Linked DNA regions of Mus musculus: all the other regions are linked to region 1. A link is a loop called in an ENCODE intact Hi-C map of the cell type or tissue named here. Cell type or tissue: heart. All regions are shown on one strand. Links, peaks and the distances in the headings refer to the core of each region. The heading gives the core; the rest is flanking DNA.

What was found. Hi-C counts contacts between places; a loop is a spot of excess contacts. Peaks named below come from ENCODE experiments on the same cell type or tissue, not always from the same donor. Only the 100,000 strongest peaks of a DNase experiment are listed, where the experiment ranks them.
Region 2: a loop joins it to region 1, with 2.3 times the contacts of the local background. A loop is called at or near these places in 6 of 42 quality-filtered maps.
Region 3: it touches region 1 in a loop (1.8-fold over the local background); 3 of 42 quality-filtered maps call a loop at or near these places.

What each region holds. Positions count from the first base shown.
Region 1 is chr11:88,613,303-88,623,516 of GRCm38, reverse strand. The region is part of intron 5 of Msi2 (musashi RNA-binding protein 2); the gene reads left to right. 0610039H22Rik (RIKEN cDNA 0610039H22 gene) reads right to left here and starts at 4,266. Exons shown (of 3, transcript NR_131025.1): 1 at 3,747-4,266; 2 at 2,253-2,345; 3 at 91-207. In heart, for the core only: CTCF peaks have their summits at 3,184 and 4,256; DNase peaks (open chromatin) are centred at 3,096, 3,546, 3,806 and 4,556; H3K4me3 peaks cover 710 bases; H3K27ac peaks cover 2,500 bases.
Region 2 is chr11:88,565,219-88,575,432 of GRCm38, reverse strand. The region is part of intron 6 of Msi2 (musashi RNA-binding protein 2); the gene reads left to right. Among named protein-coding and RNA genes, the nearest start is that of 0610039H22Rik, 49 kb to the left of the region's middle. In heart, for the core only: no CTCF peak of the experiment used is centred there; a DNase peak (open chromatin) is centred at 4,642.
Region 3 is chr11:88,688,249-88,698,462 of GRCm38, reverse strand. The region is part of intron 5 of Msi2 (musashi RNA-binding protein 2); the gene reads left to right. Among named protein-coding and RNA genes, the nearest start is that of Msi2, 25 kb to the left of the region's middle. In heart, for the core only: no CTCF peak of the experiment used is centred there; a DNase peak (open chromatin) is centred at 5,892; H3K27ac peaks cover 2,089 bases.

The DNA of each region.
Region 1 (10,214 bases), core at 2,742-5,241:
CTGCTCTGGAAACAGGCTTGGCTCCGCCACAGCAGGTGGCCGAGGGACCCAATGTGGGGAAGGAAGACATCAGGCTTGCCGTGGTGCAATCAGAGTTAAGTGCAGAAATTTAATTAAACAGCATCAAGGACAGCAGAAACTTCGTGAAGCCGCAGTGCGTTGTCAGATTCAACAGTTATTCCAAGGAGCACAATCCACAGATGGTGTCTAATTGATAAATTAAAAGTTAGGCTTCTCTAATGGCTTTGCATTTAAGCCCAGTTTCCCACCCGTGCGCTGACCGCCACTTCTGTGAAGCCCCCTTCCCCTCTCTATCCTCCAGGCCACAAGGGGGAAAAAAAAACCCAAATAACTGAAACCATGAAGTTCCCCTCGTCAGCCCCTAAAAAGCCAGCATCTGCTGGGTCCTTGGATTTGAGTGCCACACCCCCCTCCGTCCTTCAAGCCCGGAGCCCCCACTTGGGGTGGTCTTGTGCTAACAACCGAACAGTGGGGACACTTGGGTCCTGTATGTGCTTTGTGTTCTGTCAACCTGGATCTGTTGCTCAGATCTGCCTAGGCCATTTATCTTCCACAGCTCCTCCTCTGTCCCTCCATTGTCGTCCCCACCTCCCAACACCCCCACCCAATCCCCCACCCGTTCTTTTTTTAGCATTGTTGGCTTTCATCCGTCAGAGCACTAGATTTTTTTTTTTTTTTTTTTTTTTTGGTACAAAACAAAAGCCTCAGTTTATTAAAACAAAAACAGTTTACAAAAATCCAGCCCAGAGCCCGTCTGTTTTTCAGGCCTTGTAGCACTTCCTGTCTGTCAGCAGTTGATATCCAGAGAACTGACTTTTCATTTTAACAGAAAACATTTGCTGTTTGCAAGGATCCGGTTATATTCAGAGATACCAATCCTCTATTGAGACTCAAGGGCACATACACAAACACACCCTTGAAGGTCAGCAGATGGGGAAACTGAGGCATGCGGTTCTGGGGAGTTCCCTCGGGGCATAGTCTGTGAACTGTGGGTATTCATTCATCTTAGCTAGTGTCCGTGGACACTTACTGTGCTCTTGGGATGCTCAGGGGACCTTGGAAAGGGGGAGGGGAAGTCACATGGAGCACCGGGACTATGGGGACAGATATCACAGATGCCACAGGTAGGTACCCGGGTGGTACCTCCTGGCACAGGTACTCTGGGACACTGGTTCACAACCTTCCTACCGCTGCAACTTTTTAATACAGTTCCCAGTGTTGTGGTGACACCACCCCCACATAAATTATTTTTGTTGCTACATCATAACTGTAAATTTGCTACTGTTATGAATTTTGTTTTCCAGTGGTCTTAGGTGAAAGAATTACTTTATCTCCAAAGCCGTGATCATGACCCATGGGTTGAAAACTGCTGTTCTAGAGGGAGAGTGGGGTGGTCTCAAAGCCAGACCCAGTCGCATCTGTGAGTGCAACAGGAAGGCATACCTCAGCATGAATGTGGAGGAGCCTCTCTAGGACAGCAGCACCTGTTGGCAGGCTCAAAGTCTAGGAGAGTCAAGGGCAGGGCAGGGGGAGAAAGCTGCAATGTCATCCTAGCAGATTGCATTCTTTTGAGCACTTCTTGCTCCTCTGGTGTTGGGAGCTTCTTATCCTCTCTTGTTTCTTTGCTTTATTCCTGTATATGTATCCGAATCCTTTTTCTTCCCTGATGTTGAAGATAAAACCCAGGGTTCTGCACACGCAAGACTAGGCCTCTGCTACTGAACTGTGGCCCAGCCATGTCACAGCCCCCTGTGTACTGTGTGCCTGGCGCGTTGAAGCGTCTCAGATGCTGACTGAGTGAAGAGACTCTCCCTGTGATGGATACTATCTATCCTGACTGACCTTAGAGTCAGGCCTGTGGTTCTGATGGCTTCCAGTTTTATTCTGGAGTCTCTCTGACTCCTCTCCGTTCCTCACTGTCCTATGAAGGGATCACGTATGTGCAGCAGCCGTTAGGATGCTATAAAGCATGCTGTTGGGGGTTGTAAATAACAATCCCGATCTCTGTTTAGACTCAGTTGCTGTTTCTGTCTTTTAGAGGAGAGGAGAAATAAAACTTAGCTCACTCTACCTCTCCATGTAATAGTTAATAGCATAGGACCTGTTAGGTGTTGTACCTCCATTGGTGCTTATATGTGTGTTGGGTACACGCGTGTTTGTCCGTGTGTGGAAGCCCGAGGGTGTGTTTGCTTAGACACTCTTCACCTTTTTATTGAGGCAGGGTCACTTACTGGTTTGGAACTAGCCAGAGTGTCTGAGCTCCAGGGATCCACCCACCTCTGCCTTCCAATTCTGGGATTACAGTCATGAGCCATCACTCCTAACTTAAAAAAAAAAAAAGCAAATAAATAAAATAAAAAGCTAAATGACAACAATTAAAAAAAACCCCACAGGTTTTGAGGATAGAATTCTTGTGCTTGTAAGACAAGTACTTTACCAACTAAGTTCTTCTCCCTGCCCTAATTAACAATAATAATAACAACAATAATTATTGTTTTGAGATAAGGTCTCTCTATATTTATTCCAGGCTGGCTTTGAACTTGTGACCCTCCTGCCTTAGCCTCTGGAAGGATGAGATTAAGGGAGTATGTTAGTGTATCCTGGTAGGGCCAAGTTTAAAACAGAAGGTTTTCTTTGTACCATGGAACCTTGGCTTGGTCTTTGCTCCATATCATGCTGTCTCAGAGCAAGAATACGGAGGTGATGGGGAGCAAGGATTAGATCATATCTATTTGTTTACTTGCTGCCAAAGAGGAACTGTGAGGATGCTGTGGCAGAACCTGGCCTAATTGCCTGTTGTTTCTTTTTTGCCATGGTGTGGGTGGCTTTTGAAATTCCCTGTAGTTTATGGAGGCGAGCCTGTGCCTTGCGGATGCCAGATGATGTAGCCGAATGGCTGTCGGCTGTTTATTTGCTAGTCTGTCGTTCTCAACACAGCATTCTTGAGTTCGGGAGGCCCTACACTGTTTGATGTCCCCTCCTCCTCCACCTCTAAATATAACCAGCCAGTCAATCAGTCTTGGCAGCCGTCGGGGCTAGGGCTGTCAGACGGAGTTTGCCTTGGATCCTCTGAACTATTGGCTTGTTTTCCCAGCTTGCAAGTGTATTCAAATAGTGAGATTGGAATTAGCCTTGCAAACATGCCGGCAGGTGGGGCCTCCAGGTTGAGAAGGAGGCAGCGTTTGTGGTGTCAAATGACATTTCTCTCTCCTCCACTCTCTGAAGTGGAGCAGGGGCTGAGTTGAGCGAGGGAGTGGTGGCTTTCACGCTTAGTGAGCAAGATGCGTGGGTGTGTTTTCCTGAATTGTGATTAAATTTTTTTTTCTTTTAAATTTTAAGTTGTTGCAAGAGAGAAAATGAGAAACCGGCAGGTGGTGGGGATTACTCGAAGGCTGTGTTGGATGGAGGAGGAGTACAGATGTAGTTTGGGGAGGGGTGTTTTCCCAGGGTATTTCAAGTGGACTCTGAGGCTCCCATCCTGGCCAGGGTTCTAGGTCTTCAGAAAGGACACAGCTTCCTGAACGGGAACAGCCCTTCCTGCTGCTGCCCTGAGGCTATTCCTGTAGGCTAGGAACAGTGTGGCTCCCAGTCCCCCCCCCCCCCCCCGAGGCTTGTTAAAGGGACCTGTGGGTAGCTGCCCGAAGATGCTAAATCCCAACCTGAAAGGCACCAGGGAGAAGCCTTGCACACACATTGCCATCCCTCTCACGCCCAGTTGCTTTTACCTGGAGCTTCATTGAAGGATGCAGTTGCGGTTGTCTGTGGCATGGCCTGGGCACATGGGTCCCTGCACTTCCGCCAACTGTGTGGTACCCTGTAGGCCTGGGCAGCTCTGTGATTGGTGCCAGCAGCAGATGCAATCATCCAATGATGGGCATCCACACTGGGTTCTGTAGGGTTCCGGGTCTTTAGCTGAGTTTAGAGAGGAAGAAGTTAAAGCAGCTCACCCAGGTCCTAGGGGCTCCTGCAGCCCAGAGTTGTCCTATACATGAATCTTCCAGAGGAGTTGCTTTGTGGTCCAGGACCCCTGGTTATCCATGACACCCTTGCATGGGATCTGTAAAGATAATTTTTTTTTCCATAAGAATTCTAAGATCGGTCTTTCATGGATATACAGTGGAATTTTCCAAAGGAAATCTCTACCAAGGATTTCCATCTTGGGCTGCCTCCTGGTCATTTGGTGACATAGTGCTGAATGCTGAGAAAACTTGTCCTAGGTAGGACCTGCTTCGATCCCCTGGTGGACTGTTGGTGTTGGTGCTGGTGTCTTGGGTTAATTTTTTGTGATCGTCGAGGGAGGACACCCCAGAACGTCAACGGGCATCAGTCACCAGCCTTGTTGTTAACTGTGCTTCCTCCTCTGTCACGGGGAGGAGTGTGGGTTCTGAGCAGCTGTGTGCTACAGAGCACTGTAACCCTGAGAGAGGTGGTGACCTCTCTGATCCCCTGCAACCCCTACAAATAGAGCAGGCAAGAAACTGCTGAACAGACAGACATGTGGGCCTCTGCCAGAGAGAGGGGCCCTCCCATTACTGAGTAATTTGTTTTGGGTTAGTCCCCCGAGAGATGGGGGGGGGGCAGGGGCGTGTAGCACCTTCTCAGTTGCTTCTGGCTTTGCAAAGGGACATGATGCAATGCTCACACAAGATGTCAATTAGCTCTGAACTGGGAAGGAAGGGATGAGAGGGCCCAGCCTGTGCCTGGGTAGGGTGCCATTCTGTGAGTTCCTTCATTTCATGTGCTCCTGCGAGCAGAATCTGATACCAAGGATAACAGATGAACAAAAGGGGGGGTACCTTCATTTGTGTCAGGCTGGGCAGGCTTCCTTTCTGGTCTCAATACTGTATCTACAGTGTCCCTAGAGAATGATGGGACTGTGATCTGGAGGGGTTCAGAGGAGAAAGGAGCCAGGGTAACCCTCACCCTCCCTTAACAAGAATAGAAGACAGTAAAGGGCCCCAGAAATAAATAATTGTTAACCAGACTGATTAATCAATAGACTAATTAAAAATCAAACACCTAAGAACACCACGGTCTGGGTTAATTATAAACCAACATTGAGGCGTTAAAACTTGTCCAGCCCATGGCTTTGAATTATTAACTGAATGAGTTAATTTCAAGCCGTCAGCTTAGGTAGCTGTGAGATCCAGGGTTAGAAGGAGGGGAGTTAGTGTGCCCTTTCCTTCGAGGGCCCGCTTTGGCGCCACGATCTTTATCAGTGTTGCTGTTTGCATTTTAAATCAAAATATCCTAAATGTTAGGCAGAGCCTCACACGCTTCAGTAAACTGTGCCGAAGGAGCAGAGCGAGCCAGCAAGAGTTGGCCTACGCTTTTCTTTCCTGTTGAAAGAACGACCGGTCTTAGTATCCCAGCATTCCAGTGGGAGAAAGGGCTCTGATGAATGCTTTCGGTTTGCAGTGATGACCACCCCCCCCCCCCCGCCCCCAATCCTGGCCCCAGCTCTGGCCCTGGCCCCGGCCCCTGTCTTGGTTGCTCTTTAGTGTGTTGGTTGCTCTTTAGTGTATTTTTTTTTCCTCTTTCTGAGATCAAGGTCTAGGCGTGGGTTCTCAGAAGTCTCCCCTGACCACCTGCTCTGATTTGAGACCCCTATAACACTGGGTGATGGTTGAGTACCCTCTCCATGCTTATGAGGGGTTTTAACACAGGTTTTTGTTTTAAAGATTTATTTATGTATATGAGTACACTGTAGCTGTCTTTAGACACATCAGAAGAGGACATCGGATCCCATTAAAGATGGTTGTGAGCTACCATGTGGTTGCTGGGAGTTGAACTTGGGACCTCTGGCAGAGCTCTTGATCACTGAGCTGTCTGGGCCTCAGTGATGTCTCACAATGGAGACACAGGCAGCCAGGCTGTTGATGAAAACAGTATTTCACAGAGGCTTTTGTACAGCGCTTGCTATTTTCTAGAGGTCTTGCAGAACAGCCCTGTTCGAGTGCGCCACAACGGAGCTGCTCTCACACGATGCACGCGGGTAGGCTCGGTAACTTCCCCGAGTGTTGCCGTTTCCTTTCTTAATTTGCTAAATGGGCTTTAAAATGGGAGATAAATGTAAATTTCAGCTCCATAAAATAGTCACTTTCAAATGCTCATGACTCAAATTAATTAATTAAAAAACAGCTTAACGCACCACTCGTGCCTACAAATGCGCTAAGTGCGTAATGTCTGCTTCATTCCTACGGCGGATGGGGTCACATTACAAGTTCCATCGACGAGGGGGAGAACATGCTCGAATCCAGTCTCGACATTTACAGAGCAGAGAGCCTCCTACGGCTTGTTTACTTAGAACATTGACTACTGCTCCTGCCCTCTTCCCAATTACAGAAACATGTGGGAAACTTTGAGAAGCCATCAGTATTAAAAGTAAAATGCCCTTAGTCCCTCCATTTACCATTTCTACACGACCATTCTTAAGGCTTTTATGCATTTTCTTTCTTTTTGTCAAGACAAAAAAAAGAAATGGATATATGTGTATCTGTACATGCATTCATGCTTGGTCACACGTCATTTGCTGGTTTGTTTTCATAACTGTATCATGAACCTTTCTGCATATCATTCACCATTTTCTTTCTTCCCTTCCTTCCTTCCTTCCTTCCTTCCTTCCTTCCTTCCTTCCTTCCTTCCTTCCTTCCTTCCTTCCTTCTTTCTTTCTTTCAGATTTATTTTATTTATATGAGTACACTATATCTGTCTTCAGACACACCAGAAGAAGGCATCAGATCCCATTAGAGATTATTGTGAGCCACCATGTGGTTGCTGGGAATTGAACTCATGACCTCTGGAAGAGCAGTCAGTGCTCTTAACCGCTGAGTCATTCCTCCAGCCCCATTCACCATTTTCTAAAGACAAAGTTTTTACTGTCTCAATGGTATAGCAATTTAGAATTATACTTGATTATACTTGGTGGGGTCAACTCCTGTTACTGAATGGTTAACTTGTTAACAGTTTCTTACAAATAACACTGGTATATCAATATACTCACATACCTGTCACCTTTTATAGTATGTATATCAGGTGACATGACTGGGGTTGAAGACTATGGCTAATTTGTTCATTTGTTTTTGAGACAGGTCTTACTATGTTACCCTGGCTGCTGTGAATCTCACTAAGTAGGTCAGGCTGGCCTTGAATTTGAAGTAATTCTCCTGCCTCAGCCACCATGCTGGCCACTGTGAATATATTAGAGATGCTTTTATGTATGTGTGTACATGCAGTATGAGTGGGTAATAGAATTATATGACCACTAATATGTGATATTTTAAAAATCTAAACATCCTGCCGGGCATTGGTGGCGCACACCTTTAATCCCAGCACTTGGGGAGGCAGAGGCAGGAGAATTTCTGTGTTCAAGGCCAGCCTGGTCTACAGAGTGAGTTCCAGGACAGCCAGGGCTATACAGAGAAACTCTGTCTCGACCCCCCCCCCAAAAAAAACCCTAAATATCCATAATATGTGTGTTTATATTATATATAATATAATATATATTTAAATATAAATATATATTTAAATATATATTTTCAGATCATATTCTTCCCCTAGGGAAAAAGGAGCTATTTTATACTCTCAACATAAATCTGGGATATTAGCTTTGCTTGATTAGCGTTTCTATTGCTGTGATAAAACACTATGGCAGAAAACAGTTTGGGAGGAAAGGGTCTATTTCAGCTCATACTTCATCAGGTCACAGTCCATCACTGAGAGAAGTCAGGACAGGGACTCAGACAGGGCAGGAACCTGGAGGCAGGAGCCGACGCTGAGGCCATGAATGGTGGGATGCTGCCTCCTGGCTTGCTCTCCATGGCTTGCTCAGCCTGCTTCCTTAGAGACCCAGGACCACCACCAGCCCAGTGACCTTAGAAAATGTCCTACAGACCTGCGCACAGGCCAGTCCTATGGAAGCATTTTCTTAATTTAATAGTCTTCCCTCCCAGATGATCCTAGCATGTGTCAAGTTTACAAAACCAAAAAACCAAACAGACTAACAACAAACTAGCCAGCATAGAACTTAGCTTTTTAAAAATATCAACGAGTATTTCTAAAAATAAAAGGGTTAATGGTAGAACATTTGCCTGACATGCATTATAGGCTATAGGTTTGATTCCTAGCACTGGGGGAAAACAAAAATCAGAAAAAGACCCAGAGCTACTTGATTAGGCAAGGCTGAGTTTTCAGCCTTGAGTTTCTTGGTCCACTTGGCCCTGACTTTCCACATTTTGTTCTTCAGTGTGTTTGGTAGCCTCTCTCTGGGGCTTGTTGACCTACCTAACTTCTGAACACTAACCTACTTACTTGCCTAAGCAGCTTACATGGTTAACATTTACCCAAGTTCGTGGCTGGAAATAGCTTTCCTCTGAATCATAATTTACAGTGTAACTGTCCTGAGAAAGCTCTTACATGGGTGTGGGAAGAGGAGAGTGGGGAGCTGAGGGAAGCCCCACCCCAATCCTCATAACTGGCCCCCCCCCCCCTTCGTATTCACTACCAGCAAGCTTATCAGCGTGTTCCCATCCCCCTGCAGCTCTGTTCTTAGTAGGTTCGGATAAACAGAAAAGCACACCACACCTGTTCTCTATTTATTTCATCATACAAAGAAGCAACAGGTACTTTCTGATGTTAAAAATATAAACGAGACCGAAACCAGTATTGCTACCTGTTTCTAGAGGAACACCAGCGATTCTTCACCCTGCCTGCGTACTCTTATCATTGTGGGTCCTTTCTTTCATAGGCCACATTCAGTTCCAGGTGAGGGCATGTTTCAGATCATAGTTTGCAATTGTTTGCTCAAGAATGAGGACAGTTTTTCTGAATATATAGTGCATATTGATTAGCTGATTGCAAAAAATAAAAAAATAAAAAAGACGAAACGAAACCAAGACAGAATTCGGAGTAGGACACAGGGTTTACAGTCAGCCAGTGTTAAGCAGAGTTAGGGACCTTGGGCCTTGTCTTGTTTCTCTATTTCATTTTCTAGGTGAGAAAGCTGAGCCCCAGTAAACATTAGCACTAGCCTGTCCCAGGTCAGGCAGCTAGCGAGAAGAGAACCAAAACTGAAATGTCAGGCTCTGCTCTATGTCTTTTTGAGCGAGATAATGATCTGTTTTTAACACAAGAACAGAGACAGTATTTTGGTCTGGTTTCAGAGAGCTGAGCCTGATCCTATCCAGTTTTAAGCCAGTAAGGAATGTGTTGAGGAATGGGAAAATACCTGTAGAAAACATTAGGAGGTGTAGAGAAAGCTCCAGGCTCTGTGTTCAGAGCCCTGCAGCAGGTCTGGGACTGCAGGTAGCTACCACTCCCCGGGCATCAGGAAGTCCTTCTGAGTCAGAGAGGGCCTGCCACAGCTGCCGAGTCTGGAGCAGAGGCCACCATGCCATCTCAATCAGGAAGCCTCCATTGCTGCCACAACCCTGCTTCAAACATTCCAGAAAAATAGATTCTTCGGCGACACAGGATATTGCTACTGAAATAGCCAAACACCTCCCCGACACACACCCCCACCCCCCTCCGCTGCCAGGGGAAACAAAGCCCAGAACAAGCCACTTCCCCTTCTGAACCAAGCTGCAGGGCAATCCTGAAGAGGGATCTCCAGTTTTCAAATCTTACATAACAGAGAGGCCCGTGGGGAGGCTGATGGCATGGGTAAGGGTACCAACCAGTTCACCACGCCAGCACTGGAGTAAGGGACCGGATGATAAGAAATAGGCTGGAGCCTCCTGTGTTACAGCCATATATGGTAGACTAGCAAACAGGGGGAGCACCCCCAACAGAAACTGTGTACACAGACGAGGGAAGGAAAAGCACCCCCCAATTAATCAGCTAGAGAATATAAAAGACAAAGTTATATGGGAACTGTCTTGTCATAGGGTGGCGGTACTGATTTATATTGTTTTAAGATAAGCTGCTTGCAGTAACCATTGTTGTTCTGTAGCCATTAACATAAGTCATGTGTAGTAACATAGCTCAAACCCGGGCAAACAGAAGTTCAGGTCCAGGTCTAGATCCAGGCCCAGTTAAAAAGCTTTCCCATCAATCCCCTGGACTTCTATCCTGAAACATTATCACATAGTTAGGAATTCAGTATAGTGTATTGTTTTGGTTCTGTTTGCCCTGTACTTTTTTTCTAGGTCAGTTTCCTTAACACTATGGGAGGATCCTACATTGCTTCTCCTATC
Region 2 (10,214 bases), core at 3,258-5,757, 49 kb after region 1:
TAGGACAAGCTCCCACCCTTTAAACAACAATAATAACAACAAAAACAACAACAAGAAGATGCCATTTTTTATATGCATTGGGTATACTCAGTAGTCTAGTTTTCATTAAGTGGATTTTTCCTGGTATTTGATTTCTGAGCACCCTGCTCTTTTCCACTAGGGTTGGCAGACTTTATCTGTAGAGAGCCGTATAACACACATTTTAGATTCTGTAGACCATACAGTCCCCATCTCAGTCACTTGGTTTTGCTGTTAGGCACAAAACAGCCACAGACAATATGTAAATGAATGTGCGTGGCTGGATTCCAGGTTTCATTTACAAAAACCAGCCAGCAGGCTGCATTTGGACTGTAGCTGTAAGTTACTGCTTAGACACATTTCCCGGGCTCTACCTTGAGCCTCAAAATAATAATTTCACATAACTGGATATCATTACAGTCAGTTATGAGCTTATTTCAATAGGTCTTACCCTAACAGCAGTGGAGGCTACTTTTGTATTCTGTTTGGAAAAAAATCTTATTGAGTAGTCACAAAGACAGGGGTCAGGGGAAGGAAAGGTTGGCCCTTGCCAGTCATGTTTTAGTGGGCAAGGAGCAAAGGTCAGGGGCCTGGCTGCTTCTTGGGCATGGTCCCAGGTATTGCTATTTAGGGACAAGTGAAGTGCTCTGGATGGCTGCAACAGCCACCAGCTAGAGGACTGTACCCAGGGACATGTGTGCTGTCTCACACAGTTTCTCTGGCTGCATTTCTGAATGTGTCAGGCCCGAATGGAAACTTCACTAGGCTTTATGAAATGGCTCCTTGACTTTGCTAACTCAACACCCATGAGCTGAGAACTTGGTAATAAACATTCTCATAAAAGAACGGGCGGTGGAGCGTCCACATGGGTCCATTTGTGCTCAGTATGCCTGCTTTTTAAAAAACAAAACCAAGAAACAATGACATCTACTTGACGGGCTGAGGAGAAGGGGTAAACTAACATTTGGGGATAGTTACATAAAGCCCGAGATGAATTCAGCTAACAACATACTAAAAAGGGGCTATGTATTTATACCTGAAAAAAAAAAACTCGATTTGATGCCAGCTGCTCATTTCTCCATTGTGGTCACGTGGGCCGAGGTTCTTCATATGAAATGTAATTTACACAAATTAGTCCAAGGCAGGTAGAGTGTGAAATTAAATTGATGCCTTGATTTCTGTATTCTCTGGTAAGTGTTCTCTGAAACTTTGTCATTACTGTGCTGGGAACTTTGACAGTATCCCCACCCCCACCCCCCTGCCCGCCCCTCTCTCTCTGCACCCTTTCTCTTTCTGTTTTTCAACAGAGTAGGGGAGTCCTGATTGGTTAGGAACATAGAACAACTTTAATTGCAGGTTAAAGAAGCATGCTTTCTTTTACTTAGGGTTTTGTAAACTCCTTTTGGGCCTTTAGCGGAGGATATTATGTCTGTTGTAGCAAGCTGCTTAATTTGGTTGTGACTAGGACCATGTAGGGCTTTTCTCTTTGTAGACAAGGAATGTATGGATATTCAAGACCCTTGTCCGAGATGAGATGAGACAAGATGAGACAGAGGCTTTGGAATATCACTGTAGACTTGTTCTGTCTATCTGGACGCCCTGTATCCTGGCTGGGCCTGTCCATCACCTCTGGGACCATTACTACTTAGTCCCAGTCATCACCTCTCTCTAAGAGCAGTTGTCAGTACCCGGTGTCCTTGTATTGTACCTAGTGTCAGTACCAGGGTGCTCATGTTCAGCTCTGATCACCTGCAAGCAAGAAAGCAGAGTTGCTCCGTGCTCAGAGTTAACTCTGTGGCCTGCTGAGAGGCCTGGACAGCACTTTGTTGTTGTTGTTGTTGTCGTCGTCGTCATTGCAAAAACACCATCTCGACCTTGTCAGCAGAGTGCTAGTTCTCCAGGATGGAACCAACCATCTCTTGATCCTTGAAACTCCGTGGACTGCCCTCCTCAGCGTAGGAGACAGAGTGCCCCGCCAGGACCCAGAACCTCTGCTTGCATCCTTATTGGTACCTTTCTCTGAGTTTACCCTCAGCTAAGTAGGCCTGGGTCAGCTACATGGGCTGTGGGGTGACTCATATCTGTCAAATAACTCCTGGCTGATGTTTGGAGGATGCGCTGAAAACATGAATTATGGGCTCGTCATGCTTTTTATTTGTCTGTGGTGGCATGGGTATATTTATCTCTCTTGTCCATGCTCTTCCCCCATCTCCAGGCCTTTGTCTCCATCTGAGTCAGCATGACATGGTTAGAAAATTGCCTGTTTGGCTTTTAATGATGATTAATGTCCATAGCCATGTTTCAAATTTAGGATCTCTTGAAGGCTCAGAGACCGTTACCAGGAGCAACCTGCTGAGGGAGTTGATCGTACACCGCACTTTCTGTCTCTGGACCTAATTAGATTCCTTCTGAGCCTCCCTACCTTCTCTCCATCACTTCTTTGGTCCTTCATGGATCTTCACTTGAGAAGTGAACTCCTGTCCGGGAAGCTGATCCCATCTCTCAGTCATATGTAATTAGTGCCCATCACGAGACATGTGCAAAGGTCACTCCTGCCCCCTAACTCCCCAAATCAGGGAGGCCAATGAGGAGCGTAATTTCCCCATCAGCAGGTGCCTGTCAGCTATCTGAAGATGGTTGCCAACATCTGGTACAATTGCCTCTGTAAGCGCAGTAACAAGGCGGCCTGCAGTTCAGTCGCGGAGCGAGCATCGCCGCTTTAATGATAACAAGCTGTTGGCCTCCCCTCTGAGATGAATCCATCTCACAGATGTTTGTCTAGTTTTGGCAATCGTATCGCACTATAGCTTTGGTGATTATGCTCAACTGGAGACTATTACAATAAAAGGAGTTTGAACTTGTTCCATTTTTACATCCCACCCCCTTCTCCCCTGTTCTGAGGTATAATTTATATCAATGGCTGTAATATCAGTTCCATTACGAAGGCCTCTTTACATTTTATGATGTCGGCAGAGCCGCAGCTTATAGCCTGGCTTCCTCCACAGGTTAATGCGCTTTAGCTACATCAACGTTTTTAATGTCCTCGCTTAATGGCCCCGTGGCAGTCCTGTGCCCTCCGCCGAAGCCCGTGTTGACATGGGGAGGTCATGTGATTACACTGACTTACTAGCTCAGTTGTAGTTAGTTGCAGTGTGCGTGTGTGTAGGGCGTGGGCAGGGATCATGGGGGAGGCTTGGTTGCGTGTCCAGGGCTGCGAGGAGACTGGAGAATCAATAAGAGACAGGCTCAGATCCACAGGACTTTCTAGACTGGTATTGGTCTTCCTGTCTCCCTTTTTCCTCTTTTCCATTCTCTCTTGTTGCTTCCCCCTTCCTCAAAACACATAAAATAGGCACTGAGATGAATTAACCAACACCATCAGTTTGGTGAAATGGCACGTAGAGGACGGACCATAGGCAGTGTTCAGTCTCCTGGGCCTTAAGTATGCACACTAACTTACTAGTCAACAGTTGGATATTAAATAGTAATACTATTTAACATTAGTATTTTGCTAGTGCATACAGTTCAAAATTGTAATGTATGCCAGGCAGTTTCTTTTGTGTTTTTATGTACCTGATCAGGTGCTTGTGTGCATGTGTGAAGGCCAGAGGTTGATATTGAATATATACCTCAGTTTTCACTTTACTTTGGGTGTCTAGCATTTGCATCTTTATACATTGGTTGTATGTGCATAGGCATATGTATGCATGTGTGCATGTGGAGACCAGAGATTAAAGTCATGTGCCTTGCTCTGTCTTCAACACTTCTCTTACTTATCCTGGAGCTTGCTGATTCGTTGGAGGGACAGGTCTCCTTAGATCTTCCTGTATCTCTTGGGAGCTGGGATTGTAGGCATGTACTACTACACCAGCTTTTTTGTATGGGTGCTGGGAATCCAGACTGGGGGTCCTTCTCTGTTTGTGAGGCAAGCAAGCCCCTGGCTGACTTAGCTGTCAACGTAGCCCATACCAGATTTTTAAAACATCAACTGTCTCCCTCTGCCCCACCCATGTTTTTCTTCTGTGGTGCTGGGTACTGAACCCAGGGTCTTGAATATGCCAGGCAGGTGCTTCACCACTGAGCTACACCTCTAGGCCTGTAACAGCCGTGTTTAATTGCATGTCTTCTATGTGCTTAGGTACTTAGCTGATTGCTTGTATTGATCTATAAATATGTAATTCTTGCAGCACCCCTTCAAGGTAGGTGTTCTTGGGCCCGTCATCACAGCTGAGGGAAGTGAGCAAGGCTCTGAGCAGGTATGTACATGCTCAGTGTATCAGCCCTGCCAAAAGGCAGAAGATGATCTCAGCTCTGGGCTAATGAGCTCCGAATCCATCTCATTCTCCAGTCGACATTGTCATTGTTAATCCTGCTTGTGGCCCAGACTGATGTCATGGAAAAATGTGCCCAAGCAAGATGTGGCAGTAGGAGATAAATCACAGTCATCGTTTACCATTTAAGCCCTCCTCCCCATTTTAATTTGGATATTACTTTTCAAAGATTAGGAAATGTCATTCTGGCAAGGTGTTATTTTTGGCAGTGCATTGACAGAGTGGATGAGTCAGCCAGCCATGGACATCTAATTGGTTGTAGGGTACCACGTGCTCCTTTTCTTGGCCAGAAACTGATTATTGTTCTCCATTCTGGTGACACATCTGGAGACCCTGGCCAATAGTTCTGGTCACTTGTATAGGCGGCTCCCACAAGACACCAGGAGATCCACCTCATTGTGGTCTCTGGACCAGAGGATACTGTGCTGTAAGCAGCTCACATATGTGAGTTTGCAGCCCATTGTGAGAATGAAGCTAATACAGTGGTGGGTTTTTAAATTGTATTTATTATTATTATTATTAGAAATAGAATCTCATGTAGATCAGATTATTGTCTAGTTTTGGCCTTGAACTCTTAATCTTCCTTTCCTAGACCTTCTAAGTGCTAGGTCCACAGGCATACCACCACCATGCTTGTTTCAACCTGTGATCTGTTGCAAAATAAAAACCTGGGGTGAATCAAAAGAATGAATGGTTTTCAGAAGTGGCTAAACACACGAAATTTGAAACCCAGCAGGTTTTTGAAGGGCAGACCCTTTTCATCGACTTTGTTTTTAACCTGGCCCAAACCTTTTCATTGTGAAATTCTGTGCAATGTAGAACGGGCGTCAGCTTGTTGTCTGTTCTGAGTATTGCAGATCTTTTCTAGCTCTAGAGTCATATCCTCTTGGCTGAGGCCCCCACAAGTGATTTCCCATGGTTGAGATATCTTCCTTATGGCTCTCTGGCACTAGCTCCCTTTATGTCTGGTCAGGATTCCCTACTTGCCCAAGATCAAGGCAGGATCTGTCATATAGGAGTCCCCTGCCCTCCTTGATTTCCTGTCAGTCAACCCAGTTTCCCCAGGCTAGAAGTCAACCCCAGAGTCTTGACATCTACCCCAACAGGGTCTCTTTTACCCTCCGCTGCCTTCCCTTCCCCACCAAATTAGCTCTTCGTTGGCGGTTGGTCCTGAAGCCAAACCATCAAAAAACGCAACAAAGATATGCGGTGTGGTCTTTTCCACTTTTTCTCTTGCAGTAGTTACAATATTATTAAAAATCCATTAAATTTTAATGTACCCTATAAAATATGTGCTCTCGTGAAAGCAAGCACAGATAATTATTTCTGACGAACAAACCAAGAAGACAAGTATGTATGAAGTTCATGCTACAGCATTCAATTTTTATTATATACATCTCCTGCAAGGGTAATCGCTGTGATGTTCCAGCCAGTCGTGGAGGGCTAGTTCTTGGAAACCCTTCAGGGGCATTGTGAACCCTGATCTTTCCAGGGTGTTCTCTGAGCTCATTATTCAGGGAGGAGAAGAACCCTGTGTAGTGGCTGCCTTCTGTTAAACTGTTGAAACCAAAGTATGAGGAAAAAATAATGTGGGAGTGGGGGGGGGTCGGGGAGAAAGATACAGTCCTTCCTGACTCCCACATAAACTTGGTCTGTGTGTGCCGCAGACAGCCAAGGTAGATAAGTTCTCCCACCCTATAGTGCCCTGTGCCCTCCAGCTGGCTTTTGTATTTGTTACCTTAATGGGGTGGAGAGCGACCATTCTGTCTGCTCTGGGGCTGTTAGGAAGAGTCTATGCTTGGCTCACAGTGGGGGTTCTAATGCGTGAGTCACCCCTTTCCTTCCTTCCTTCCTTCCTTCCTTCCTTCCTTCCTTCCTTCCTTCCTTCCTTCCTTCCTTCCTTCCTTCCTTCCTTCCGAGGACCATTTGAAACTGTTGGAAGCTGGGAAACAGAGCTATCCTCCTAGCTTCTTGGGTTTCAGGTGGTATAGAGTTTTAGAACTGTTTGCTTTGGGGTTTCTTCTTCCTTTGGTGCTAGGATAGTGTATATCCCCAGGGCCTTGCATTTAGTAAGCACTACTGAAAGCTACCACCCCCACCCTGATCCTGCTTGAGAAATAGTGATGCATGCCTGAGCTCGAGACCTCTGGGTATATACCCCAGACATGAAAGCTTTGTGTGATTTCTGAAACAGTTCTTCCGTCTGAGGGATGCCAGGTAGTAGGAAGTATATCCTGTGAAGTGGATGATGGTCAGTTGACAGGCCTCTCTTCTCAGCTGCCTCTGGCCTCCACACCCTGATAAACATGCCAGACAGAGGTTTCCCCATCCTTGGCTCCATAGCTGAGAACCAAGAAATGGTTGGCCTTCAGACCCTCTGGGGTTTGTGGGAGGTGGTGCCTAGGAACAATGGCTACCTGATTTTTGAAATCCTACTCCCCTCTTCAGCTAGGGCTCTAGCTGGGGGTGAGTTTGGTTGTCCAGCAGGAGGATCTAGTCCTTAGGAGACAGGGAAGAATTCAGGAAAGATGTGTAATGGTTTGCAAACCATGGGTTTGTGCAAGTCTTCCCAGGGCGGCAGAGCCTTATAACTCTCCTATGTATCACTGGCATCCTAAGTAGGGAAGAGCCAGGGTAGTAGGTGGGTTTCATGGAGGTATTCTGGAATATTCCAGAATCAGAGCATCTGGGTTCTGGGTGAAGAGAATACAACACTTTGCATAGAGCTGAATGGTCTGTAAATGCCAGGTGTGCATTTTTAGCTGTGTCAACAGTGTTGTTAGAAACAAAAAGGCATACTGGACAGAAGTAAGCTACAGAAGGAAGCAGCAGACCATTGGCTTCCATCTTCATCATTGGGAGACAACGAGTAGCAGTGTTCTGCTGTAGCTTCCTGAGGCCTGTCGGCCCACAAATCCACATGGCCAAATACTTGCATGCAACTGGGATCATATATGGTGTCTGCCAGATGCGATCTTCCATTCAACAGTAAGCCAGAAGTGTCTTTGTACCATCCTGTTTCAGCGGACCCTCCATACCCTGACTGACTCTTCAAACCCCCAGCTAGCAACATTTAAATGGTTCCTGGTATCATTAGCATTGTTATTTGGAATTATAAGCACTCCTGTCAGGACTGTCCTGGTGAATGCATTTCTTCCCCGTGCCTGCCATACTCTGACCCAGCAATTCATTTACAATAAAGAGATAATAATACATTTTACAATTTGCTACCTTTGCCAAACTGCCCCATAGGGAGGTTGTACTAATTTACGTTTCTCCCAGCAGAAGACAGAGTCTGCCCTGTGCTGGCTTTTGGTCTCTGGATTTTCGTACATAGATTTTTCTAAAATTTACATCCCTCTGAAATTTGCCATATGAACTTTTTTTTCCTTTAAATGGAAGAGTGAGGACTCCGTTTTACCTTGACTTTTAAATGCATCTTGATGATCCATGAAGCCCTGAATTGTTACTGGATGGACTCCGAGCTCGCGGCCCAGATTGTCATCTTGAAATAAAAGCGACACAAGATAAAATGTTTTCAAGTGGGTATGTTTAGCTGTGATTTTTTTTTTAAGTGGGGTTTTGATCATTGTTTCTAGCCATCTAGCAGGCCTGTGCTGCACTGGATATAGCTGAAGACAAACGGTGACTTTGCCTTCTGTCTTCATATAATACGCCTAGCAATTACGTGCTGCTTTGCGGAAGCATCGCCATTGTTATTTAAATTTTGCATTGCTCTTTTAAGATAAAGATTCTGCTTGCTCCCTGTTTATCTTTTCCCTGCAGCTTAGTGGGGACCTCAGGCTGATGCTTTTGTGAGTTTCCCCTGGAGGTATGGAGCGTTGACACCTTGCACCCACAGGTGCCTGGTGCGGTTACTTGGCTTGTCTCCATTTACAAAGTTGTAGCATCGCGAGTTCCGAGTCAACTTTTCCCCCCTTGCAGTCGGGGCTTTTTGATCTTCTGCCCATTTTCATTTACTGAGTGTAATAAAGAAACTGTGAGGAGTTTTTCCATATAGCAGTTACTGCCATGACATGTAATGACAAAGTCCCCACCCTTGGTGGGGGGAGGGGCTCCAGACAGGGGAGGGGTTAGACCACGAGTGGCTTTCAAGGTAGCATTGTACAGCAGGTGGGGGTACTGAGGACATGTTACCTTCTCATCTGTTACCTTTTACATCTGCATTTGATCAACTCTTTCTCCACAGAAAGACCTTAAAGTTCACAGAACCCTGCTTTTGACAGCAGTGCGCAGTCTCCCGCTGTAGAGGGATGGTTTTAGTTAAGCATGACTTGCTGGAGAAGTGTTTGGGGAAGGGATTAAGAGAAGCAAGCTCTTCTTAACAGAAGACACAGCCAGCAGTGCCAGATGCCCACAGGACCAGGGCTCTGCATACAGACAGCCCAAGGAAGGATTCTGATGGAGAGAAGTGCAGAATCTCGTTTTGGTGGGTTTAGCTTGAGTACGGACAGGAGCAAGCTTGGGCTTCTCAATGGATTTGGGATTTGGATTTACTGCAACAAACCCGGTTGCGGTATAGATGGTGTGAGCAGAGACCTAGGACTTCTGGCTAGGAAAGGGAACAAAACCAGTTTCCTCAATGTGTGGTCCCCAAGATTAACAGAAGCACCCCATGTACAAGTGTCAGGCATAAGTGAGGGATGATTAAGTAATGGCGTCATTAATTATCAATATATTGATTAAACAGTTTCTCAGTATGACCTCTTCATAGGGTAGTCCAATCAGGGTGAAATCCATGTGGGAATCCCCCCCTTTTTTTCATTATCCCTAATAAATTTGATTTATTAGGAATCTTGACTTCCCAGGCACCAGGTTCCATTGTTGACAGGCTGTTAATGGTGCAGGAGTGGAGTTTGCTTTCCTGCTTGAGGTGATCAGGGTTTCTCAACCTTGTCTTCAGAACCTCTCTAGAGAAATAGCTCACTCCCCTTCTCACATCCGTACTTGGAATGATTCTTTAATATAAACAGATATTGATGTTATATAGACGCATGAAACATATCCTAATTGGCTGTATAAGTAGTTCTTAAACATGGGCATAGATCAGAGTTATTTAAAGGGCTTTCAGAAAGTACAAGCGCATAGACCCATCTTTGATAGTTATACTTTTAAAAGAAGCTGTGGTCCACAGCTATGGTTGGAGCCTTTGGTTCCCTGTTTACAGCTTTAGTATGGTGGCTGTTACTCCTCTAGGAACAGAAAGTTTTGGGGAGCAGAACGTTGGTTCTCAAACCGTGGCCTTCTGAGTTTAAGTCTTATGCTTTGCTTACTTTCTCATGAACCTTCATCGTCCCAGCACAGTTGTGAGGTTTCTTTGTTTCCACCCCACTGTAGTGTGTATTTGCTAAGGAAAGGGTACCAACTACCTCAGCTCTTCCTATGACTTTTAGTGGCCAGCCAGCACTCTGCAGACAGTCTGCTGTTTGCCATTCAGTGTATGTTCGCAAGTACGTATGTTATTTGTGACGGATTCTATAGGCCAGGGAGAGGGCTAACTAGGTATTGGAAGGCAGAGCCCAATCCAGAAGGCTCTCAGACCTCACACAGTGACCCAGTACCTTGGCCATAGTCCTTGTGACTGCACACACCTTTCCTAGAATATCTGGAACTGTGTGTGTGTGTGTGTGTGTGTGTGTGTGTGTGTGTGATTCTTTTTGTATCTGAGTGTCCTTAAGTCTAACTCAGACTACAGTAGGCCTGGCTTCAGTAGCTTATATCTTCTAGATGTACCTGACTAGTCTTGGTCATTCCTCCATTTCATGGAGATTTTACACAGTTACCAACTACAAAGAACCGTGATAAGATTCCTGGGGCCGAGAGGAGAAGCTGTGTCTGGGAAAC
Region 3 (10,214 bases), core at 4,546-7,045, 73 kb before region 1:
CTGGTCTACAGAGAGAGTTCTAGGACAACCAGGGATACATAGAGAATCCCTGGTTTGAAAAACTCACAATCCAAAAACCACGCCAAACCAAATTTAACTAAACCACTACCACCACCGCCACTGCCAGCAGCGGGGTGGGGGTTGGGGGTGGGGGGGAGAAAATGGCAAAGTTAGTGGTCTGATGGTGATACGCACCCCAGGTATTAGCTGATAACATCATTAGCTTTAAAGGGGTGAAAGAGAATTCTTAATCTGAACAAAGGGGGCTGTCCCAGTGTCTTCATTCCACACAAACCCCATTTTCCAGGGTTTAGACATGACTTAGGACTTTTTAGATGGCTCATCTAGCCCTGCCTGGTGCTTTTGTTTCCTTGACGCTGGGGGCAAACAGGAACTGCAGAGTTTGGTAGTCTGCTTAGAAGGAGAGAGCAGATTCTGGACAGAAAGATCTGTGATGTGCATGAGGTGACAGGGACAGGGATGAGGGACAGTGTTGAGATGGGCAGCGTTTGGGTCCTAGGGGTCACAGGACCTGGGATTATGCTCTGCGAGCCCACAAAACCAATCATTCAAGTTGGGTAAGTTTGTCAGAGCTCAAGAAAAAAACCACAGTGCTCAGCCAGCAGCCTGGGAGATGCTGACCCTCGAGACTTCCTGTCAGGGCTTGGGAAAGCCTCAGATGTCTTAGGATTCTGGAGTGGGGTCCAATTCTTGCTCTGTTCCATGATAGGCCCTCTATGTACTGTTTGCTGGGTGGCGTTTCCCAGGTCCAGGGAGTAATTGTAAGTGGACCCCCAGCACTCTGTGAGGTGGATGTGGTTGTTAGTGTGTTTATGGGGGCTGGGGGAGGGTGGGGTATGTAGAAGCCAAAGGGGGTGGCCAGGAGGAGTGGAAGAGCAGCAGATTACATTGACTAATTGTAGGGAAAGAGCCATATTTGCTGCTCCATTAAGTGGTCACCAGGCTATGAAGCAGCTTATTGTAATTAATACAGAAACAGCAAATAAGTGTCAGGTTGGGAGTGGAGGGTCTCTGAGAGCCCCTCCCTGCTTTGGGGCTCCGAGTCTGTTGCCTTATTCATCGTCCTTTTGGGGAGTCTCGGGGGGCACCATTGTGGAAAGTCACTGGCTAGTTTTCGGCTGGTTTATTGTGACAAAGAGGAAGCTCTCATGCTGGATCTCTCCTCCAGGCGTCTTTACAGTTTCCTGAGAGTGGAGGGGAGAGACAGCCCCGTCCGCGCCTGCCATTGCTATTCGTGCCCACAGTTGCTTTAATTTCAGTTCGTGGAAGTGGCAGGTTACACGTCCAAGTTCATGGAGTTATGGGCCGTGTGGGGTTGTGATTGCTTTCCTTGATGGTTTCTTGTTCAAATCAGCAGTGCTCTTAATTTTCCAGATGAAGTAAAAAGAAAATTGGAGACTCCCCTCCCGCCCTGTGTCTCTTCATCCAAGATTTTCTGAGCGTGACTCTGATTTGCAGGGTTAATATTAATTAGAAACTGGGCTAGACCTCGGTTGCTTGATGAGGTGGTTTCAACCATCGTGAGGAATATGCCTCCCAGCTCGCCCATCCCTGCTTTTGGGTGGAAGTTTCTGGGCTCAGACGCTAGAGGAATACGCTTGCACAGAGGGAGTCTCCCTACGGCAGGGCAGCCGGTTCTCCCGGGTCTAGAGGAAGGAGCGGTACCCAAGAGCAGGAATGGTGGTGCTAAGTTCTTAGGGAGTGTGGTGCTTAGTTCTTAACAGGCTAGAGTGGGCCCGTATTGGGTGGGGTGTGGGTAAGACTAGGGAGTCAGTGGAAAAGATGGCTGCCTGGTAGAGTTTGCAAGCCTGTGTTCCTGTGATTCCTTACTGAATTTTGGCTCCCATGAATGCTACAAAGATGTTCATCATAACAAAGAGGCAGACATCCTGTTGGGGCTTTGGAGGGCTTCCTGGACGAGACCATTAAAGCTGAACTGAAAGACTGAATGATAGGGTGGACTTGGGGAAGGAAGGACCAAGGGGTGTTCCAGGTACTGAGGAAAGTCAGGGTGTCTGGGCTGCCCGGGAGGCAGGAGATTAGCAATGAGGCTGGGAAAGGAACTGGTTGGATCCTTTTAAGGGCTAAGGTGGGATATGGGCGGAGGGCTGGGGCACAGGGGGATTGGCGTGGAGATAGGCTGGTCTGAATTTGGGAAAGATGACTCCTGACAGTCTTGTGTGGGAAGCATCTTTTGAGAATCCAGGCAGATGTGTGCTAGGGAAGAAAGTTACTGCAGCAATCCGAGGAAGCAAGGATGGCTGGCTGTGGAGAGCGTAGACCAGGAGGTGGCTCCGAGGTGCATTGTGAGTCGGATGAGGGTGGTGGTTTGTTTGGCTGGAGAGTAGGGGGTGTTGAAGGTGTGAGGCCATTTGGACTCCTTGTGTCCCTTGCCCCATGTGACCCTTGCTCCAGAGGAACACATACTGCCTTTACACGAGAGAAGTGGTCCGGTCAAAAGCCAACACCAGCACTTGGTCCTTGCCTGCGTGAGACCAGGGGTGATGATACTCAAGGAAGACATGCTCCTGTCTCGGGATTGAATGTAACCCCTCAGCTGGACCTTGGCACAGTCCTTCTTACTTTATATTTTTACGTATTTTAAACACTTTATTATTTCGCCTGTCTAGGATGTGTGCTTGGGGGAGGGGCTTGAATGGCATAGCATGCCGTGTGGAGGTCAGGGACAAACTTCGTGGAGTTGGTTCTTTCTCACCTGTGTGGCCCAGGTATCCAACCTAGGTCATCAGCCTTGGTGACAGGCTTGGTGGGGAGGGGGGCTCAAAGAATGCTTTCAGAGGTTTTGTTTTTTTTTTTTTAACACAGTGCACCACAGCCTTGCTGCAGTTGGCTGTTGCTCCAGAGGAACATACACTGCTTTTACACAAGAGAGGTGGCTAGGTCAAAAGGCAGCACTTGGTCCCTCCCTACCAGGCCTTTTGGAAAAAAAAAGGGGTCGGAGGGGGCGTGGGGGCCAGCAACAAGAAAGCCAGGGTAGCTCAGAGAAAAGGCAGGGCCAAATTAAAAAAGAAGAAGAAGAAGAAGAAGAAGAAAGGTTTCTCTGATCTGAACTGAGAGGTAATAAAGCCTTAGTTAAACAACCTGAAAATGCAGTTTCCATCCATTTAGAGCACAGGAACGGAGGTTGAGGAGATCAACAGGGCATTAGCATTTAAAGTTTGCCCCCTCGCTGACCTCCTTGCTTCTGTATTTCCCTTGAGATCAAAGCAAGGAGAGGGGAAGAGTTGACTCTCAGGTGCAGTTCCTGATCACCAGGAGATACCCTTGTTTTACCACCTTGGGCTTCCTGGTCTTTGCTTGGGCTGTCAGACATATATTTTAACCAAAAAGTGGGACGTGTGCTTTCGTCATAGCGAGCCCTCAGGAACATCCAGGAAGGGCTTTGAACCATCTCAGAAAGCAGGCTGGTGGTCTATAGCAGCAGGAGTGGGCAACATTAGTAAACCAGGATGTTTCTCTTTTTTTTTTTTTTTTTTTTTTTTTTTACTGCAAGGAGCAGTCCGGAAGGTATATGGAGACGGGACAGTTCTGATGAATTCCTGCCCCCTGCTGTATAATAAATCTGATACTAAAATTAGTGCCGGCCTCTTGAGCCATAATTCTTGCCGAGGCAATAAAGAAGTGTGTGCGTGCGTGTGTGCTCATGCCGGTGTGCTTGTGTGCGTCCAGCTTGTCTCTCAGGACTGTGGGATGTCGGATAAGTAACTGGGTCTCACAATTGATTTTGTGTGACAGCGTCTCCTCGGCTCCCTGCTTCCTCCCCCTCTCCTGTGATGGAAGTGTAGGGAGGAGGTAGAGGGGAAATATTGCCGCGTGCCTTTCAGGTTTGTGTAAATCTCTGTCACGTAGGTAGATGTTCTTAGAGAATCTATTGGAATGTTTTATAATTGACTGTTTTACTTGGATGACATTACTCAACTCCTCTCAGGAGCTTCCTTACGCTCCGGGTGGGGGTGAGACTTTTCCTTCCAGGGAACTTTGTCCACGGAAGGGACTTACTTGGGGTGGCCAGCTGACAGCTTTAATAATTAGGTGGGCATTTGGGTCCCTCAGTGCACAGTCCTCCTCCTGGTGGGGACAATTCTGCTTTAAAAGGACCACATTTCACCTTTAACTGCAAATGGCTGTGTCGGGAGTGGCATTTGATTTTTAAATTGCCCATGTCCAGCAACCCTCTGTTACTCATTAAACAATAAAATGTTTTTAATCTTCCTGCAGCTGTGTGCACTGTGTGGGGCTTGCTTTTCGGGAGGAGGGGGAGGAGGGTCTTTCGTCCTCCCTCTCCTCTTCCCTTTCACACTCACCAAAGCTTGTAGAAAGCCCTCTCCAGCAGTGATGGAATCCCCTCCGGTGAACTTTCCCAAGTGAGTGGCTGGGACTTTTATAAGCTGAGGCCACCCGGGTTCAGTCTGGATTGTCAGCCCCTGGGGCTGAAGTGCTTCCTTTATGGGTAGTACCCAGAAATGGGTTTATGTCACAGACCCTTTAAAAAGTCTGTAACTTTTCCTCCCCACTCCCCTGCCTCCCACTTTGGGTGGGGGGGGGGGGCTTGAGTTGTCCGTCATAACCAGAAACAGGTTTCAAGTCCCTGATCCGTTATAGGTGTGTTTAAGATGAATGCCAAGCCTGAAGCCACTTAAAGAGCATGCGCAAATAGATACAAAGGAAAGGAAGGAAGGGAGGGAAGGGGTAAAGGAGAGACTCTTCCAGATCCCCTGAAGCAGAAATAGAAAAACACAGGCAGAGAAGGCAGGCCCCCACAGAGAGAAGCACTCTGCTCCTGAGCAAGCTAAGTTAGTGAGCTTGGGCGGGAGGGCCTGCCCCGTGAAGGTTGTCAAAAGAGCCAAGGAGGCGGCGCCCTTTCTGAGGCGGCCCTTGGTAGTGTGTCTGTAAGGATCTAGGCCCGGATTGTTTCAGACTCCTGGTGGAAGAGTTAGTGGCACTCTCCTCCTGTCCCAGCTGGGCTGGCCTTCTATCCCAGAGATGCGAGTTTGGAACGGTGGCCTAAGCAGGGAGCATTACCGTGCAGTCTCAGCTGGCCTGTGTTTCCATCCCAGCTAGCGGTCCTTCAGTTAGGAACTGTTGCAGGCTCTGTATTTGTAAAAATAAAAGAGAATAAAAATTAAAGGTACTCAGTACCAAGAAAAATAGCCACTTGAGGGGGAACGAAGTGTGTTAGAGGACCAGGCTTTCTACAGGGAAGCATCTTGCTTCGAGTTCCCGGATCAGCATGGCCCAAGATATCTCTCTCTCTCTTTCTCTTTCTCTTTCTCTTTCTCTTTCTCTTTCTCTTTCTCTTTCTCTTTCTCTCTCTTTCTCTTTCTCTTTCTCTTTCTCTTTCTCTTTCTCTTTCTCTTTCTCTTTCTCTTTCTCTTTCTCTTTCTTTCTCTCTCTCTCTCTCTCTCTCTCTCTCTCTTTCTCTTTCTCTCTTTCTTTCTCCCTCTCCTCTCCTCTCCTCTCCTCTCCTCTCCTCTCCTCTCCTCTCCTCTCCTCTCCTCTCCCCTCCTTCCCTCCCCTCCCCTCCTCTCCCCTCCCCTCCTCTCCTCTCCCCTCCCCTCCCCTCCCCTCCCCTCCCCTCCCCTCCCCTCCCCTCCCCTCCCCTCCCCTCCCCTCCCCTCCCCTCCCCTCCCCTCCCCTCTTCTTTTCTTTTCTTTTCTTCATGCTGAAAAGGGGCCCAGTCCTCTAGTCGAGCAGTGACTCCATACAGGTTCCTTTTTCCTCTGTTGCATTTCCCTCGTGTACCACACGAGTCATCCAGTCATCGGAGTTGCCCAGGCTGTGCCCTCAACCCTGCCTGGTTGTCCTGGTGACGCTGGGTTGCAGGGTTTTGGAGGAAGCCCTCAGTTCAGCTGTCCTTGAGGGTAAGGCCTGCGTTCTTCCCACCCCCCTATGACGTGTGCAGTACAGCTGCTGGCCCAGAAATCCACTTGAACTGATATGTCGTCTCTCACTCCAAACAAAAAATAAACCTGGGTGTTCTATGTATGTATTTTTGAGGTGTGTACGTGCCCTTTTTTTTCCTCTTGACAACTTCGTTCCCTGCAGCTGTGCAGTCACAGACTGTTTTGAGATCTGGAAAGTTTCTTGTCTTTAAGTGGCTATGATAAAGTAGGAGAGGAGAGAGGCGAGATTTGACGGTTACCACACACCAAACACCATAATGTAATTTTTTAAATTAAAAAGCATTGCATTATTAAAAAAGCATTTCATTGTAAGAGGAGAGGGTAAGATGGCTCAGTGGGTAAAAGCACTTGCCACCCACCACTCCAGGACCCACATGTAGGTGGACGGAGAGCCGATTCCAGAAAGTCATTCTCTGACCTCCATCTACACATAACCCTAGTAACAGAATTTGAAAATATTGTAAGAGATAATGCAAAGAAAGTTTTTTCATTTACCAGAATTGTTTTTTCTGTCTACTATAGTTCCCCCCCCCCATCACCATGGAGATAAGAACTTGGGGCTCAGTGATGTCATCTTTCCCACTGGGTGTGCTGGCTCTCAGGGGACTGGCTGTCAACCTGAACTTGGTCAGGTCCAGCCTGCTGTTGGTATAGAGAGAAGTTAAAGTTGATCAGACGTTTAATATTTGCCTTCAGTCATCTGCTATGCAAAGCTCTCCTTTATTACCCTGGGAGGGCAAGTTGGTAACAATGTATTGCTGTTAAAACTAGTAAGTCTGGTGTCCTTTAGGGCTTATTTAATCTTTCCTTTCTCCTAAGTATTTCTCTCCAGCTTTTGGAGAAAGTGCCTTCCTGTTTGAGATAAACATGAAGCAGTAAGGTTGAGTTTGGGAAGAGGGAGTTTGAGGGGCTGGAGCTGCGCCCTCTCCCCATTTCATTTCCCAGGTGAACTAGCAGAGTCCCAAGATTGTCTTTTGCAGGGAGCACTCAGGGTTACCGATGTTCCCGATAAGAAAGTGTTTCTCCTTTGCCCTGTCTCTCAGCTGAGTAGGGCGGAGAGAGCAATATGGCAAAATCCAGACCAAGCCAGCAATCATGCAATGCAGTTGGGCAGAATATAGCAGTTTAGGATGGGTTTGCACAACTGTATTTTCACATTAAATCATCATTTCTGCTTCTCCTGGTACAGAGAGGAGGGTGGGCAAGGGAGAGAAAAAAGGGTGGGGGAGGCAGAGAGGGAGGGAGGGAGGGAAGAGGGGTGTCTTTTCAGGGAGTCCGGGGAAATGAGTAATCGGGTGGGAAGGAGAGACCAGGGGAAGGCTTGTGTGCATTATCAGTGGACAGGAGCCCGGGGAACTCCCAGTTATGTCTGGGAAGCTTTTGCGTGTAGCTGCTTTGAATTCTGTGGTCTAGAACGAGATGTTTAAGCCCAGTTACAGGAACAGTTCCTGAACTTTTTCTACGAACTTCTGTGGCCCCGGAACCCTGTTTTTTTCCCAGCAAGCCTCTGTATTTTTAGAAATGTTTTCTTTTCTCATTGCTTGCCCCTTAGCAGAGGCCCCTCGAGTGCTTTCTGTCGTGTAGAGCTGAGTTCTTGAACAGGTGTTTGGGACTGTGAAGGGGTTTATTTCTTTAAAAAAAAATCTGCAGGCTCTTTGTCTGGGAGATCAATATTTTCTCATCCTGCATGGATGGGGTGGGAGGAGGGGCCTGTGTGATGCCCCTCCCTTTCTGCTGTGGGTCAGTGAAGGGTCATGTGGCTCAGGGGGACCTTCTGTGCAAGCCCTTTCTCCTCTTATTCAGTGCCTTCTCCAGATCCTACTATGTAGACAGAATAATTTCATGTAGACCCATGGGACTACCAAGCGGTAGCCTCCGTTGGTTTTTGGCGTTTAAGGAGCTAACTTTGAAGTAGCTTTTAATCTTCATACTGAGCACACCCTTTTAAGTGTTTTTGGGTGGGCAAGCTCTGAAGGTAGTTTGTGGCACTTAACTCTTTTAAACTTTGGTTTCTTCTCCGGAAGCTGTGTGTCCTTTCCTTTTCCTCGAGGGTCCTAAGAGCTCCTAGTCTAAATCGGTGGCGTCTCTGAGAATCATTGATTTGCTAATTGCTCATAAGCGGAGCCCTGGCTTCCCCCTCCTGCTGAGAGCACTTTTCTTTTCCGCCCCTTCCTTGAGAAGTTAGGCTGACTTCTGCAGTGTTTCAGAGGTAACCAATAAAGGAGTTTGGCCTGCTGCTGTTGTTAATTGTGCGCCTTGGAGGTGACCACATCACCAGCATCCGGGTTCCATAAACAAAGGGCCTCATGCTGGTGACCTTTCCTGCCTAAAACTGCCGGGCCCAAGGTCGCCAATGTGGTGGGGAGTGCCTTTCCCAGCCCTCGGTCGGCCTCAATTTAATTTGCTCGTTTCCTGAGGCAAAATGACCTCCCAGTAAACTTGCCCAGGCCTTTTAAAGAGAACAAACAAAAAGACTGCAAGGGCAAGGTGTGTTCTGATGGAGGAATGGGCAGTGTGGGAGGGCCGTGGGGCGCTTGTTAAAGTACCTAGTTGGGGTTAGGCTTGTGTGCAGTCAGTGGGTTAAGACTAGATGCTCAGAGAACAGCTGGACCTGACAAAGGTAGAGGCCACAGGAAGGCCGGCCTGCTGGGAACAGCTGCCTGGCACAGGCTTTGTAAGCAGCCCTTCTCCTGCCCCAACCCCCTGCCATCTCTCCCAGATCCATTGTCTTTCCTAGTAGCCTTCAGATCAGGGGTTTTGAAGCGTTTATTTTATTTTTCCCTGTTGAACTGAACCTTTATTATAAAACCTCGAGACCAGGAGTAACCTGGTAGAATTCGGGAGGAAGGGTGAAAGGTGTCCTTAGGAATATCCTGCCTGGCTGGGCCACCTGGTCTTGGATGGTCCACCATATTGGAGTTGGGGGTCGTTCCTTTCATGGTTTCTGCTCAGTTATCCTTGAGGAGGTGTGTAGGGGCAAGAGTGACTGGGAGTGCCTTGCGGGTAGAGGACTGCCAGTATCCTCACCCCAGGTCTGGCTATTGGTGTGTGTTGAGGTTCAGAGGACGCTTCACTATCCAATCACGGGTGGGAAGCTGGAGCTGTGGTCCAGGAGGGATTGGTGGTACCTTCTGCCCGTTTGCAGAAGCATCACCCAGCCCTCTTGCCTCTGTTCTTAAAGGAGCGTCCAAAGGGTCTTTTCTAGCCTCAGTCTTCTGAATAGCTTGGGTACCCTGCCTGGTTCTTAGCCACCTTTGTGTGGCTGATCAGCAGTTGAGTGGACTCTGTGCCAGCCCCCTGTAGAGGGGCCATGGGGTACCTGTTCTTGTAGTGATGAATGGGGCCGGCTTTGCATTTGTACCCAGACCATAGCCAGTCAGAGGCACCACTGACTACTGTGATGTAAGGATTGTAAGTGGTCCCTGCCCCCTGGGTGAGTGAGTTGAGGCTGGTCAGGTTATTTCTGTGGAGTGGAGTGTAGGCCGGGGCTGGTCTCAGGAGCTGTGTGGGCTTCCTTCTTTGTTGTCTTCTCCCTTCTAAGAAGAACAGGTGGTGCGAACTGGGATCGAACCCTGACTGTGACCTGGCTAGCCGATGTAACCCTCGGATCCTCTCACGTACGCCACCTGTCCAATGAGGATGATCAGACTTAGTGGCTCCTGGAAGGGGAGGTGCTCTCCAGAGGACCTTGCGCAAAGCCTGCCAGCCAATAGGGCTTTAGCCAGAATTGATTTTTCAGCTAGTCTGGATTTAGCTGTTGTCTCTGGGACAGGGAGATTGGGTTATAACCAAACCTCCATCAGTTGGTCACTTTGGTGATTTGGGCCAGGAAGCCACAGTGTGCTGTTTGGTTTCTGGTCCTTGCAAGTTAGCTGTGATCTTCCTCCCCTTCCCTCCCCTCCCCTCCCCTCCCCTCCCCTCCCCTCCCCTCCCCTCCCCTCCCCTCCTCCCCTCCCCTCCCCGGCAGATCTCTTTAGCCTCTAGTGTCTGGGGAATTGAGGACTGGTTTTTCTGAGTCCCAGCCTCCCCTGAGTCACTCTCCTTTTCTTGGGTCCTGTCCCTGAGCGGTATCTACAGGGTCACCGGCTTCAGTTGGTGCCTAGACCGTTAGTTAGCTGGGGATGGGTCGGTACAAGATGACATGGATGGCAGGTAACTCCTGCTTCTTTGGGTAAGAAGTGGGAAGTGGTGACAGAAGGAACAGGGGAGGCTGTGGGGTAGTTAGAGTGTTAATGTTTAATTACCTGCAGTGCCCTAGCCCAGGGTTTC